2 separate regions of the Homo sapiens genome follow, and region 1 is linked to region 2. Evidence: chromatin loops called from intact Hi-C (ENCODE). Cell type or tissue: PC-9. All regions are shown on one strand. Links, peaks and the distances in the headings refer to the core of each region. The heading gives the core; the rest is flanking DNA.

Evidence for each region. A loop is a pair of places that touch in the nucleus more often than their neighbours do. Peaks named below come from ENCODE experiments on the same cell type or tissue, not always from the same donor. Only the 100,000 strongest peaks of a DNase experiment are listed, where the experiment ranks them.
Region 1: a loop joins it to region 2, with 10 times the contacts of the local background. A loop is called at or near these places in 1 of 110 quality-filtered maps.

Annotation. Positions count from the first base shown.
Region 1 is chr5:137,393,411-137,397,805 of GRCh38, forward strand. The region is part of intron 2 of SPOCK1 (SPARC (osteonectin), cwcv and kazal like domains proteoglycan 1); the gene reads right to left. Among named protein-coding and RNA genes, the nearest start is that of SPOCK1, 100 kb to the right of the region's middle. In PC-9, for the core only: no CTCF peak of the experiment used is centred there; a DNase peak (open chromatin) is centred at 2,161.
Region 2 is chr5:137,341,144-137,345,538 of GRCh38, forward strand. All of the region lies in intron 2 of SPOCK1 (SPARC (osteonectin), cwcv and kazal like domains proteoglycan 1), which reads right to left. Among named protein-coding and RNA genes, the nearest start is that of SPOCK1, 160 kb to the right of the region's middle. In PC-9, for the core only: CTCF peaks have their summits at 3,778 and 3,981; a DNase peak (open chromatin) is centred at 1,828; H3K27ac peaks cover 1,232 bases.

The DNA of each region.
Region 1 (4,395 bases), core at 192-4,191, 52 kb after region 2:
CATCCTGCATCAGCTGACAGCCAGTGGATGCACAGGCATGCCAGGAGACCAGCCAAGGTGAGTCAACCCTAGCTAACTACAGACATAAATGCTTATTGTTGTGTGTTTCAGTGGCTGGTCGATTTGCAACAGATAGCTGGTATATACATCAAATGACATCAAGAAAAGTTCACAGCACATTAGAAAGGGAAGATCACAGACAGCAGAGCAATAACATGGTCCCAACTGTGTATGTGTGCTTATGTTCATAGGAGGTGACACAGCTGCAATTACATATTTCTAATAATTGTTCAACTAATGCTAGGCTGTTTCCCAGCCTAGCTGACAATGTTCTTAAGAAACAGTATCTGCTTTGTTTACCATAATAAACTTAAGTGCCTAACTCAAGGCCAGGAACATTGTATACACATAATAAACACTATTAAGTGAATGAATGTCCATGAAAGTGCATGCATCCACAGATCTAGAGGGTTCACACCAAATGGTAAAAAGTGGTTATCTCCAGATGTTCAAATGATGAGTTATGTTTTAGGGTTTTTTTTTCAATAAGTATTTTCTATTTTTCTACAGTTAACATGGATGACTTATATAATAAAGTAATAAGAGTAAAGTAATAAATCCTTCAAAATGAAGGTTCCTGGATTCCAGGCAGAGGCTTTCTCAGTCAGCCAAACCCCAGGCAATGCTTCCTTCTCTGAATCCTTGGTGTGCATTGTCATTCATTCTTGCATTTTTATTTACTTTTTTAGTGTCATTCATTCTTACATTCTTATTTACTTTTTTAGATAAAAACTCCTGATATTAAGAGTTGTACAGTTTACTGGTGGATCTTTATCTCCACCGGTAGACTGTAAAACTCTTTATTAAGACTTTTACACACTACACACTACACAGTCCCGTAGTACTTAATGTCAACTTTTAAAAATTAATTCACTAGCATCTCTGAATTTTATGACAATTCTGAAACAGAGAAAGTCCTAAAATTGTTGTACATTTGAAGAAACTGAGGCACAGTGAGTTGCTTAGTATCACAAAGGACAGCATTATAATTCATCACAAGGCTGGAATCAGGTCTCAAACCTTGACCTTTTCTCCAATGTTGCTGCCACCACGCCTTATAGCCTTCATCAGCATTAGTGCTGGTGACCACATGTGAAGCCTCCCACAGGCTATACCCTTTAAAGGCTGGGTATGAATCTCATTCATCTTTGCAACTCTCCCATCTGAACCAGAGCCTTACATGCAATAAGTGCTCAATAAATATTCCCTGAGCTGAACCAGGAGGCAGAGACCACAAGAATGAGAAAGCCAGCTCCAAGAGCCAGCTCTTGTTTCTTCCATGGGAGAAGTGTTATAAAGTGTAATAGGGTTTTAAGATAGTCTCCAGAGCAGAGTGAGTCTGTAAGGCTCATTAAATCTGGGGGTCCTTAACCCAAGACCCATGGATGGACTTCACAGGGTCCATCAAGTCCTGGAACTGTGTGAAAAATACTTTTTGGATATGTACAATGTTACTCAGGGAAAGGGTAAAGCTTTGATCAGAATTGGAGTCCATAACTCAGCAAAGCTGAGGTCCAGCAAGACCAAGTTACTTCTGCCCATTGGTGCATGGTGGCCAATGGGCAGACCTGGGGCCAAACCCAGACCTCCTCATTTCTACCCTGGGGTCTTCTCTTCCTTGTAGGCTGCCCAGCATGTGGCATGTGTACACCAATGACATGGTCCCAGAACACTGCATTTCTGCAGCTTGGAAGGATGGTCAGCTTTGTAGCTTTACTGGATTTTGTTGCCCGCAGACCACAATGTTTTGTAAGGGTAAAAAATTTCTGACGTGATCTGGATACATTCCTCTAATTCATCAGGAATTCATACAAATGTCAGGTGTGCCAAAGTAATTTTCTTTAAAATGATTTATCAGCCATACGAACACAAGCCATCCCACCTGATCTTTGGAATTAAAACCACATTTCTCTTCAGAAGGGAATAAAAGTGCAGTCTTGACAAACAGGACACATTTTCACTGGTCTGGGATGAGCTGGTCTCCATCAGGGAGCAAAGTGGTAAACAGGAGGACATTTTATCAGGCCTGTGAATCTTCCCCACATCTCATCCACACCAGATCTGGCACTTGATACCTGGTGACTCATTCCCAACTGACTGTGTTTAATAACTAACATAATCACCCAGCTACCAGCCAAACTGCAGGCAGCTGCTACATTATGTGTGCCCTGGAATAAAGGAGAAGGCAGGGCTATGGTGAGGTGAGGTGGTTGATGGAGCAGAAATAATGTTCCTGCAATGCAGCTTGGAAGAGATACAAGTCAGTTCCTGCAAGGCGTGGAGCTGTATTCTTGAGAGGTGAGGAGGTAAGCTCAGCGGGCCAATCCAAAGCATGCTGTTTATCCTGGGTGGGATTCTATCCTGCATGTGCACTTACCCTCTGAGAAAAGCCTAGATGGGAATAGCTAACCAAGGTCATTCACTTAGTTTCCTCCCAGAAAGATCCCAATCCCCCCCAATACAAATAGAAAGGCTACAACTGCCTACTAATGGCACCCATTCGTAACTCTGAATCTCTCTCCAACATAAGTTACGTTTCCTTGCAGCCAATAACATTACTCAATATTTTGCAGCTTTTTGAAGGACTGCCTCAGTTGAGGCTCTTGGGTTCCACTATCTAGAGACAGATGGAGATTTTAAGCCTCAGAACCCAGACACCAAACTGGATTTGGGGTTCCTCACTGAAATTCAGCCAGTTCTGTTCCTCAAATTTCCTGGGATAAAAAATTCCCTCCACTAACCTATCTCCAAAATTCCTTGAGTATTTCTTAACGAGAAGTAACATAGAAAACACCACCAGCAAGCATGACAAGTAGCTCAAAGGCATTTGACTAGCACAGTGTTTTTCAAAGTATGATACAACTAAGGATTTTGGAAAATATACATATATTTTTATTTAAGTAATTTACATGAAGGTGTATTAAACCTGTGGCTTCAAATGGATTATCCTTTAAAACTAAGTTAGGGGTAAAGAGGAATTGATTTTTTAAATATTTCTACATTAATTCCGGTGTCTGATAATGTGGCAGGAATCAGGACTGTGGTACCCACAAATCTAGGAAGCACTGGATTAGGTATGAGACTGGAGACGCCTGCCTAGTGCACCTGCTGCACCTGCAGCTACCTATGAGCACACATCTAGGTTGTGATTAGGGGAAGGCAATGAACATTCTCTGGTTATCTACTCTGTTTCAGAAGCCATTTATGCACTGTCTCACTTAATTTTCCTAATAACCCTATGAGGTAAAACTCAGCCTCCTCATTTTATAGCCAGGAGAAAAAACCCAGATACATTAAGTAGTTGTCCAAAGTAGTATACTTATTAATCTCATGTGCATTGAGTGACTTATCTGGCCTTGACATGTGGCTGAACCAATTCACTGCCACCCAAGAGAGGGTGTCTCAGGGGCCATCTATCCCCCTTAAAAAATATAACACTAAGAACTCGCTCTCCAAAGAGCCTTACGCGTTTATACTTTGAATGCTTAAAAAAACTTTTGCAACCATCAACACCTGTGTACCTTGTGGTATTACTTGAAACAGGGCCCAGAGATGTTGAGCAAGTTGCCCAAGGTCACTCAGTAAGTGAGCAATTGAGGCAGGATCAGAACTGAGACTTCCAGATTCTTGGTCCAAAAGCTCAACACCCTGCTCCATGATCCCACCATGATGTCAGGCCAAAGAGTCAGAGCCTTACCAAAGAACTCATCCAGAAGTGGGATGCAGGGAGCTCCATGGATGACCCTCTAGAACAGCAATGGCATCCCACCTAGCAAGGGCTGGTCCAAGAAGTGAGTGGAGCCACGCACACTCCTCCTCGATGTTTGAGGACTGGGTATGTGTGGATGCCAGTGGTGATGGACCGCTTGCTGTCATCTCCTAGAGATCAACATCTGGGCTGTACATGTGATCGTAGTTTTTATTTCTATCAAACAGAGCTTTCCAGCTTTACCTTCCTAACTGGATCATAAACTCCTTAAAAATCTTAAGGACAGAGATCAAGTCTGTCCTTCTCTTCACCATAAGCTCCTCTCCTCTCATAGAGGCAGCCCTGGATGTCAGGTTTATTCATTGTCCTCTCGCTCCTCACAACTGTCTCCTTTTCCTTGCCAACACTGGGTCAAATTGTGGACTTTACCTGTCTGTCCTCTGCTAAAGAACAGTGGTTGAGCATGGGAGCTCTGAAGAGAAACTTCCTAAGTTCACTTACTAGCTCTTGACCTTGAGCAAGTCACTTACCCTCTCTGAGATTCATGTCCTTCTCCATCAAGTGAGAATAACACTAATACAGACTACTCAGGGCTGCAAGGGGCTTAAGTCATTTCAGCTGGCTCT
Region 2 (4,395 bases), core at 301-4,300:
AGGGGGAACAACTTCAAGCATTATGTTCTGCACGCGCTTGGCAGACACTTTATGCTCTGCAAGGCAAGGTCTCAGAGACAAAAGACAAGTTCTATCCTCTCCTAATGTGCATGTTTGCTCAGAGTGCCTTGCAGGCACAGTATAAATGTAGTTATATTTTAAGATCTGCTCAGAATAAACAAAACCTATTCCCAGAGACTTTACTCTTCATAAGTGTCAAGAAAATCCAGCAAATCGAACAGGTGTCTCACTGTACAAAGAGAATCAGGACGCTGCCAAGGAAGATGGCTTAGGCCTCACGGATGCAGTCATGTCTCAGGTTTGAAAAAATGATAGCAAAAAATAAAAGCAAAATGAAATATGTCACTTGGCTTTTGAGATTGTGCCTACTAGCACAGAAGGACGTGTGTGAACTAAGAGTTTTACAGGCTGATTACATATTTTAAACAAAAATTATCTTACTCACTCATTTGTTCCATGAGTTTTTACTGAGCTTCTGTGTGTCAGGCACTGTGGTAGACCCTCAGGCTATACCCCTGAATAGGACAGATACAGCCCTGGCCCTCTTGCTGAGAGTAGAGACGACACTTCCCAGCATCCCCTGCCAGTCACTCAAATAGGTTTGCAAAAACTCCATGTTTACAACGATGTGGGTAACAGCTAATCCCAGGAGAAAATCATTTCATACAGCAACATCTCTAAAAACTTGTTCCTTCTAATAATGTGTCACGGGAAGAAAACAAAAAGCTTTTGTAGCCAAATTACCTGAGAATGAGTGGTTTTAAAGCTGGCAAACTGTTTTCTCTACTGCAGGACTTCTCTGATCCTTTACCATGTGACTGTGCTCGGTGACTTGCCAGAGAGCGCCAGGGCTGCGGTGTGTGGGTACACAGGCCTGCCCAACTCCAGGAAATGAGCAAAGCCTTGCAAACATGTATGTGATCAGACATACTCTCAGCAAAGAGCGTTTTGATGGACGGTGTTCCACAGAAAGCACTTCAGAAAGACACCTCCGCGGAGGATAGTGTCTGAGTTAGACCTACTGTGGAGATGAAATCCCAGCCTCACCTTGGCCCTCCTTGCTAGGTATGCCATTGCCCTGATGCACCAATACAGAACTGCCAGGTTTCCTTCAGAACAAGAATCTCTTTCAATGGAAGAAAATAAAATTAAAAATCTGAAAGGTATTTTATTCTTTATGTCACTAAAAAAAAAATCTTGTCTTGGGCATTTCTTTCAGCTCACCCCATGGAATCGGTCACTATGAATAATTGAAAATATAAATAAAAAATTCATTTGGTAGCCCAGCCAATCTCTGCTGTGTCCGTGGAGGGTGGTAAGACTTGTTGTCTCAAGAGGAATTTCCATGACCTCTTTCCTACCCATTCAGGAGCAAATAAAGTCGATTTCCACTAGAAGAATGTCAGGCAGAAGTGTGAACAATAGTGGTGTTGAATGACAGAGACAGTAGGTTCCTGGAAGAAAATGAGGGTCTTCACAGGTTATTTAAAATAAAGAAATCTGGCTAGAGTTTCAGACTAGAAGAGAAGAGCAGGCTGAAATGGAAGATGCTCAGTTATTCACAGAAAATTACCTGTGGTTGAGGAAGGAGTCAGAGAACCTTGCCCTTTGGCAACACCGGAGAGTAGAAACTTATTTTGTCTGTTCTGGTCTCCAAGTTCGGTGCCCTTTTTGTTCCTCCTGGCTCTTTGTTCCACTCTTTGTTCTTACCTGACCCTTTCAGAAGTACAATATCTATATTCTCCTTTCCCAGTGAAATCTGATCTCAGGAAATGAGCTGAACCTCATTCACACCAAAATGTAATGACTAATGCTAGATAAATGATCTGATGCCAGATCAAGTGTTAAACCAAAAGAACTGTATTCCCAAAGCAGGCTTTCAGGCATCAGAAGGCTGCTGGGTGACTGTCTTTGAGCAGAAGGCCTTCAATCAAGTGCAAGTACATCCCGACACTTATCCACTCCCACAGGTGTCAGAGTAAGCCACAGGGGCCTCAGTCACAAAGGGGAGGTCTGGGAGGGTTTGGCTGTCCCCTCTCCAGTGTTCATGCTGATGCAGAGACTAGCTAGACCTGCAGACCTTCAGGAGGGGACAATGAGTTAGACTGAGGTCAAAAACCATATATCATTTCCTTTCCTTCCCTACTGAGGACCCTCTTGTCTAGGCTCACCCAGAGCAGAAGAGGTGCATAGGCCAGCTCTTCTCCCCACAAGGTCCATCCACACAGTGATGCCACTTTCAGTGCCCTGGAGATGTCCAAGCTCAACACTCCCATTCAACAGTGGAAGAAGGGCCCCAAGAAGGGCAGACGCTTCCCCAGGGCTGTACAGAGGACCTGTGGAAGAGCCTTGCAGAAATCAAGCACCTCACTGCTTCCAACCCACTCAGCTGCCTCAACTCTAGCAACCATCACAGCCACCTGTGAAGCTCAGCCTCTCAGCCCCGTTGTATGAAATCCCAGATCCAACAGGAAGCATATTCACACAGTTCCTCCTTAGGGTCAATCCCAACCCTCTACTTTTAGGGAACAAGAAGTCAATCCCTTCTACAATACCCAAGGATTCATCCTGCAACATGTTCCCTGGTGTTTGGCTATTCCTGTGTGGGGCACTCTGTTTCAGCATGAGAATATCAGAAAGCCTGTAAGGTGCTGGGGGCTACTGACATTCCCCCAGTTAACTGACTTCCAGTGGAAGTGTTAAGTCCAAGAGGTCACCTCTGGGAAACCCATACCAGGTGCCATACAGGAGACTTCAGCTCCCCATCATAGAACAGGATCAGCAAGTTTCATTTAACCAGGCTAGGGTCCACAGGAATGCCCAGTGAACTCTTTTCCCCACAGTGAGTATTGTCTATAACCTTTTGGGAATAAGTTTTCTGTACAAAAATATAATTGACACAATAAACAGCCCCTTCCCACAATGGAAAAACCTAATAGAATTTAATTATCGCAAAGAGATTCTGGGAGAAAAGAAGTTACACTTCTCTCTCTTGATCCCTCCCAAGAGGCTCCCATGCACCAGGAGTCTGAGCCAAAATAGCTGCCTGAGAAAGGCACAGCATGGCCCATGCTCAAGTGTGGGGAGTCCTTAATTAAAGTCCATCCTGTATGACTTTCCCTGATGACTATTTAAAAATCAAAACAAAGGTCATAAAGCCAGAACGTTTTATTCTACTTACAAGTCCGAAGTCATTTCACATTTGCGTGAATAACCTTCTGTGAAGACAGGTGTCACATCTTAACTTTTAGTGACCCTGTGGCACTTGCTGTCATTGAAGTGGGCTAGATGTTCACAGCACACCTCAGGGCAGCAGTTCTTAAGCAAAAGTGATTTTGCCCCCTAGGGGACATTTGCCAATGTCTGGAGATAATTCTGATGTTCACAAATGGGGAGGGGGCGGTGCCACTGACATTTAGTGGGTAGAGGTCAGGGATGCTGTTAACCAACCTATACTGTGCAGGACAACTGCCTGCAACAGGGAATTTTCCAGTCCAAAAGCCAATACTACCAAGGTTGAGAAACCCTGCTGTCAAGCAATGGTTTTAAACAACATTGGGCATAAGGTTTCACATAAAGTATTTAGTATAAACGCAGGTTTCTGGATTCTACCGACAGAGATTGTTTCAGTTGGTCTGAAATGGGAATTTGCCATTTTTTAAAAAAACAAAGACTGTTCCCCATTCCCCAAGGGATTTTGATGCAAGTGTTTCCTGTATTTCCAAAATGATGGGCTTGCAATTCCAAAAGCTACCACCAGGCAGCAGTGCTGTTAGCTTGGGTAACAAAAGCTTTATAGAAGGTTCTTAGGCAGAGTCTCAAAGAACCACACACGCTCTACTTCTCCACGAAAATACAATCACAGGTAAGTAGAAACATGGACTAAATATAGAAAGTGAATAAACTCACACAATATAGATCAATATTTAAAAAGAATGCAAACACCAGACGTTAGGGGCACCCTTCTAACAAATATTCATCTCTGCCTAATGTAACTTGTATGGAATTGTTTGGAGCCAAGTGATTTCAGAGCTGGAAGGACTAAAGTCATCCAGTCCCATAGCCTCATTTTAGCAAAGAATATGACTGCCTTTAAACGACCAGTTTCTAGAATTTGAGACCTTGCAATGCTGTGCCCACTCAGTCCCAATAGTGAGCACTTCAGAATCCCTTCCCTGATGAGCTCTTCCTGTTTATGGGGTGAGCCTGTGTCTGCCTCTGAAACATATCCCCAGCTGCTTGCACCTCTTGCAGTAAATACTCCTCCTGCAGAGATGGGCATTACCTGGATTCCATACTTCAGTGTTAACCAAATTTGCTCTATCCAAGAATCACCTAGGGCTTGGTCAAAATACAGGCTTTCCCTCTGAAGAG